Linked DNA regions of Homo sapiens: region 2 is linked to region 1. The links are chromatin contacts, found by Hi-C or POLR2A ChIA-PET in ENCODE. All regions are on one chromosome and are shown on one strand. The core of a region is the stretch at or near the end of the contact, and the rest is flanking DNA. Distances in the headings are between cores, read along the strand shown.

Region 1 (2,700 bases), core at 96-2,595:
GTTTTCAAGGATAACTTGGGTGGGGGGAAGCCAGTGAGCCAGGAGTGCTGATTGGTCAGAGATGAAATCATAGGGAGTCAAAGCGGTCTTCTTGCCCTTATCAGTTCCTGGGTGAGGGGCCACAAGATCTGATGAGCCAGTTTATTGATCTGGGTGGTGCCAGCTGATCCATCAAGTGCAGGTTCTGCAAAATATCTCAAGCACTGATCTTAGGAGCAGTTTAGGGAGGGTCAGAATATTGTAGCCTCCAGCTGCATATTAGAAACTACTCCTAAAACGTAATTTCTAATCTTGTGGCTAACATCAGTCCTACAAAGGCAATCAAGTCCCCAGGCAAGAAGGCCTGCTTTGGGAAAGGGCTGTTACCGTCTGTGTTTAAATTATAAAATATAAACTAAGTTTCTCCCAAAGTTAGTTCAGCCTACTGCCAGGAAGGAACAAGCACAGCTTGGAGGTCAGAAGCAAGATGCTGTGGGTTAAGTTACACCTCTTTTACTGCCTCAGTCATAATTTTGAAAAGGCGGTTTCAGGCTTTCAGCCCTAACTTTCCCTTTGGCTGAAGGAGTTCGGAGGTCCTGAGAGTTTTTGATTTTCCCTTACGTGTTGTATAAAAACAGTCTCTCAACGTTGATTCCTGCCTACCTTACTGCTTGTTTTTATCAAAAGACGACATATGGGAATATAATTTGTTAAGTGCAAAGCCTTATTCAAATGTAAAGCTCTTTTCTTTTTTTTTTTTTTTTTTTTGAGACAGAGTCTCGCTCTGTCGCCCAGGTTGGAGTGCAGTGGCGTGATCTCCGCTCACTGCAAGCTCCGTCTCCCAGGTTCACGCCATCCTTCTGCCTCAGCCTCCCGAGTAGCTGGGACTACAGGCGCCTGCTACTGCGCCCAGCTATTTTTTTTTTTTGTATTTTTAGTAGAGACGGGGTTTCACCGTGTTAGCCAGGATGGTCTCGATCTCCTGACCTCATGATCCACCCGCCTCCGCCTCCCAAAGTGCTGGGATTACAGGGGTGAGCCACCGCGCTCGGCCTCAAACGTAAAGCTCTTTTCAATATCTGCTCTCCCTTTCTATCTTCCCCGACTGTCAGTCCGGTCCCGTGGGAACCCGGGGCGGGTTGGGGCGAGTCAAGAGCCCCTGCACCCCAAGTCAGGGTACTGCACCTACCCCTTGGGGAGACCAACGACCGCTCGGTCCTCTGCTGCTCCTGCCTGGCGGTTGCTAGGAGCCGGGGAAGCGCAGGCGCATTGGGAGGGGCCGCGGGCACGCCGAGCAGCGACCACTCGGCCTTCCCCTGCTCCTGCCTGCCAGGTGCTAAAAATGCCGGGGATGCGCAGGCGCACTGGGAGAGGCCGCAGGGCACGCTGGGCAGTGCTTCTGGGCCCTCTGCTGCTCCTGCTTGTCGGTTGCTAGGCGCTGGGACGCGCCTCCCGAAGGGTGCGGGGCACAGGTGGCCTCTTCGGGGTGGACCGCGCCTGGCCGGGGCCGAGGACACCGCGGCCGCCCGGGCCTGCGGGAAGCGATGGAGCCCGGGAAGGTCGGTGCGGCGCTGGGTCTGGGCGAGGGGTGGTCGAGCTTCGCGGACTCCTTCGGGCGCCGCTAGCAGCGCCGCCGCCGCCCTCCCTTTGCGCAGCGGTTCTCTCGGCCGGGCCGGGGCTTCCCGGAGGAGCCGCGGTGCCTCCGAGGCAGGAAGGGAAACGGAGGCGCGGCTGGCCGTCGGCGCGAGGGATGGCAGGACGCCGGGCTCCCGGCGGTCGGGAGAGGCGGTCTGTGCAGCCTCAGGCCTGGGGTCGCCGCCGCGGCCCGTCTCCTCGCGCCCGGCCTGGAGGCGGCCTCGGCCCCTGCTGCGGGGCCGGGGTGGCTGAGGAGACATATTTAAAAGTTTATTAAATTTTAGCTGACTTAAGTTTAAATATGACTTGTCACAGTTTAAGAGGTTGAGAGAGTGCAGCCTGGGTGCTTGAGTTTGAATTCAGGATTTTGTATTTACTTGTATGACCTTGGCAAACTCACTTAACATGTCTTGTTTCCTAATTCATTCAATGGGCACAATAATAATAGCAACATTATAGGGTGTTTAAGAAGGTTAAGTGAGATATTATGTGTAAAAGTGCATAGACCAGTGCCTGCTTTCATTAACACTCAATAAATGTTAGATATTACTGTATTATTCTTATCTATTGATTCCCCACTGAAAGATGAGGAATTTAATTTGCATACATTTTCTTCTACCTTCACTCCTATTATTTTTTCCCCATCACTTACCTTTATGTGTTGAATAATACTCCTTAATTTGTATTTTATGTTATATAAACCTTAGGTTTTTGTTTTTTTTTTTTTTTTGAGATGGAGTCTCACTCTGTCACCAGGCTGGAATGCAATGGCACGAACTTGGCTTACTGCAACCTCCGACTCCAGGGTTCAAGAGATTCTCCTGCCTCAGTCTCCCGAGTAGGTGGGATTACAGATGTCCGCCACCAAGCCCAGCTGATTTTTGTATTTTTAGTAGAGATGAGGTTTCACCGTGTTGGCCAGGATGGTCTTGATCTCCTGACTTCGTGAGCCACTGCACCCGGCCTTTTTTTTTTTTTTTTTTTAAAGATAATTCCCCTTGTCGCCCAGGCTGGAGTACAGTGGCACGATCTCTACTCACCGCAACCTCCAACTCCTGGGTTCCAGCGATTCTCCTGCCTCAGCCT
Region 2 (2,700 bases), core at 21-2,520, 170 kb after region 1:
CTGGCTCAGCAACGTCCCCAGACACCCTCCCCACATCTGCAAACCACCCTTCGCCTGAAGGAGCAGCCGCTAGGGCTGCTGAGCGCCAGCTCTGGGGAGGAGGGCTTGAAACAGTTTTATATGTTGTTAAAATAATTCTTATCCTAAGATTATTTTTGTTAAAAAGAGAATAGGTTTCCGGTTCCCACTCAGCTGTATCCCGCACCCCACGTAACCCCATCACCAGGGGCCCGCAGGCCTGGCCGCAGCTGGCCTGGGGCTGAGCGTCAGGCTCTGCGGCTCCCACAGGGCGGCAGGTGACCTCCTGAGGCAGAGCCAGAGCTGCTGAGGGTCCCACGGAACACCTGTGTGGAGAGGTCCCCTCCTTCATGACCTTGCTCTCCTGATCTGGTTGTCTCCTCAGCCCGCCTTCCGTGGGGAGGCAAAACAGCCCTGTGGAGTTGGGTGGGGCAGGGCTCAGCCGGGCCGGGTGGGCGCCCCAAGAGAGAGGACGGGCTGCCCTCCTGTTGATTTCTCCTGGTCCTAACGTCAGGGGGGCCCTGACTGGCTTCCCTCTGTCCTGCAGATGAGGGGGCTACCCTTATGGGACCTGGGAGGCCGCCCTGATGTGGGACGGATGTCACCCGGTGGTCGCCCAGGCTCGTGCTGGGCCACACAACTGCGTTTCCACATTTCCTCCTTGGCTCCCCTATTCTCTTGGGCCGGGCGCAGTGGCTCACGCCTTAATCCCAGCACTTTGGGAGGCCGAGGCGGGCCCATCACGAGGTCAGGAGATCGAGACCATCCTGGCTAACATGGTGAAACCCTGTCTCTACTAAAAATACAAAAAATTAGCCAGGCGTGTTGGCGGGCGCCTGTAGTCCCAGCTATGGGAGGCTGAGGCAGGAGAATGGCGTGAACCCGGGAGGCGGAGCTTGCAGGGAGCAGAGATCAGGCCACTGCAGTCCAGCCTGGGCGACAGAGCGAGACTCCGTCTCAAAAAAAAAAAAAAAAAAAAAAGTGGATCCACTATACGGCTGAAACACATTTTGCACAAGATTATCTAAATGCTGGAGTTTAAATCGAGTCAATGACAACACGACTCCAATTCCAGGTATGGGGTTTAGTGGACAACCAGCTTGACGGAGTCAGGACCGCGCTGACCTGCCCGACACGGTGCTCGGGCATCTGGAAGGAGGAAGCCGGCGTCTCAGCCCCGCAGAAGCCCCGAACCGTGGGCCTCCCGCCGCGTCCGACAGGCAGGGGTGGGGCTAGATGACCGAGGTCTCCGTTTGCAGGAAGGACTGGGCGCGGGAGCCGCGGTGGAACTGCAGGGCGCCCTCCGAGCCGTTGCGGGAGAAGGAGGAACCGCAGACCCTGTAATCCCGGCTCGCGGACGGGGTCGGGCACCGGCTTCGCCATTTTCGCTTCAGCTCGCACTGCACCTGGGAGGTGAGGGCAGCGGGAACGCCCGTGAGCCTGGGCAGGTGCGGGCGGCTGCTATGGGAAGCGCGGCCCGCGAGCCTCCAGCTCTCCCTCCCGCCTGCTCCCGTATCTGTGTTGCCAGCAGATGGACAGAAACAGAAACGGCCTTGGGGGCAGAGGCTGGAGGGAGCGGGAACTGGACGGCCACAGGAGGGCGGGGGACGCTGCCAGACTCTAAGACTGTGCGTGGGTGGTTCGGGGATCGCCACTGCCGCGGTAAGCGCAGTCCCACAGTCTCAGATAGTTAATATTTCTCTGAAAAGATTTTCCTTAGCAGCCGGGGTTGTGACGGTGCTGGGCCTCCGTCTCCTTCCCTGTTCCCAGCGGGCAGGGAATGTTAGCCCTGGGAGGGGGTGGGGATGAGTGAGGGGTGCCCGGACGGCAGAGGAGGGAGGAGGACAAGTGGCACTACTCGGGCTCAGCTTTGCAGAAGCCGTGCTGGTGAAAGCTGCATGTCAAGCAAAGAAAGCGCCAGCAACCGCAGCGTGGGGCGGGAGGGTCAGGGGTCAGGGGACGGGGCCAGGCCGTTGGAGCAGCCCGGAGACAGCCTCCCTGGCTGGGAATGAACGCAGGGCAGAGCTCGGCTCCGGGCTTCCTCCCCAGGGACTCACAGGACGCTGTGCAGCCCCACCCCCCAACCCAGGCCCGGCTTTCTGGGACTCACAAGCTATGGTCAGGAGCGAGACGCCGACCATGGGGAAAAACAGATTCTGTCTAGACCCGGCCGGGAGCTTTCCCGAGAGGGCTCCGAGACGGACGGCAGTCGATGCTACTTAGGGTGGACGGAAGGACGGCGGGGTTTGGAAGCTGGGCCCAGAAGAGTGGGTTTGCCTGTGTCGTTGTGGGTTCTCTGATGGGGACACAGAACTGTGGGGTCCCGGGCAGTAACTCGAGCCCGCGGAAGACAGGCATGTGTGGGGGCTGCGGCACCAGGCTGGGCAGCATCTCAGGAAGCAAGTGAGTACCTGTGCTTGGTTCCAAGGCGGCCATGAACTTACCTCACTGTTCAGGAAACAGTAGAGGACGGCCACCACCAGGCCCTGCAATGAGAAGAGATGGTCAGGCAGGACCCGCGCTCGGGGGAGGGCGGCCGCCTCCGCACACCTACCTGGAACGACCCGAGGCACAGCTCAAACAGTATCTGGTATTTGGAGGAGATGCTGATGGGAAACACGGCAAACACCATGTAGTGGACGCCGAACAGCGGGATAAGCAGGAGCGTGGACTTGGCCAGCC

The links. Hi-C counts contacts between places; a loop is a spot of excess contacts on that map. ChIA-PET counts read pairs that join two places held with the same protein, here RNA polymerase II (POLR2A). Pooled maps may share reads with other maps.
Region 2: a pooled map of heart left ventricle shows a loop between it and region 1 (2.5-fold over the local background). The contact joins the enhancer-like site here to the promoter of DYNC2I1 in region 1. A Hi-C loop is called at or near these places in 2 of 50 pooled maps. POLR2A ChIA-PET finds 5 or more read pairs at or near these places in 5 of 52 experiments (HEK293, K562, PC-3 and 2 more).

The regions. Positions count from the first base shown.
Region 1 is chr7:158,855,213-158,857,912 of GRCh38, forward strand. It overlaps DYNC2I1 (dynein 2 intermediate chain 1), which reads left to right and starts at 1,346. Exons shown (of 25, transcript NM_018051.5): 1 at 1,346-1,538. The coding sequence starts at 1,524. It overlaps LOC124901796 (a long non-coding RNA gene), which reads right to left and starts at 1,310. Exons shown (of 2, transcript XR_007060627.1): 1 at 1,169-1,310; 2 at 1-184. RefSeq lists a silencer at 1,402-1,871 and an enhancer at 2,222-2,700.
Region 2 is chr7:159,029,366-159,032,065 of GRCh38, forward strand. VIPR2 (vasoactive intestinal peptide receptor 2) reads right to left here. Exons shown (of 13, transcript NM_003382.5): 11 at 2,573-2,700; 12 at 2,463-2,504; 13 at 1-1,424. The coding sequence ends at 1,251. Among named protein-coding and RNA genes, the nearest start is that of LINC00689, 22 kb to the left of the region's middle. RefSeq lists an enhancer at 1,850-2,502. Within about 2 kb of position 1,271, at least 22 of the 41 ENCODE cell types and tissues checked have a DNase peak (open chromatin) inside an H3K27ac peak, as active enhancers do.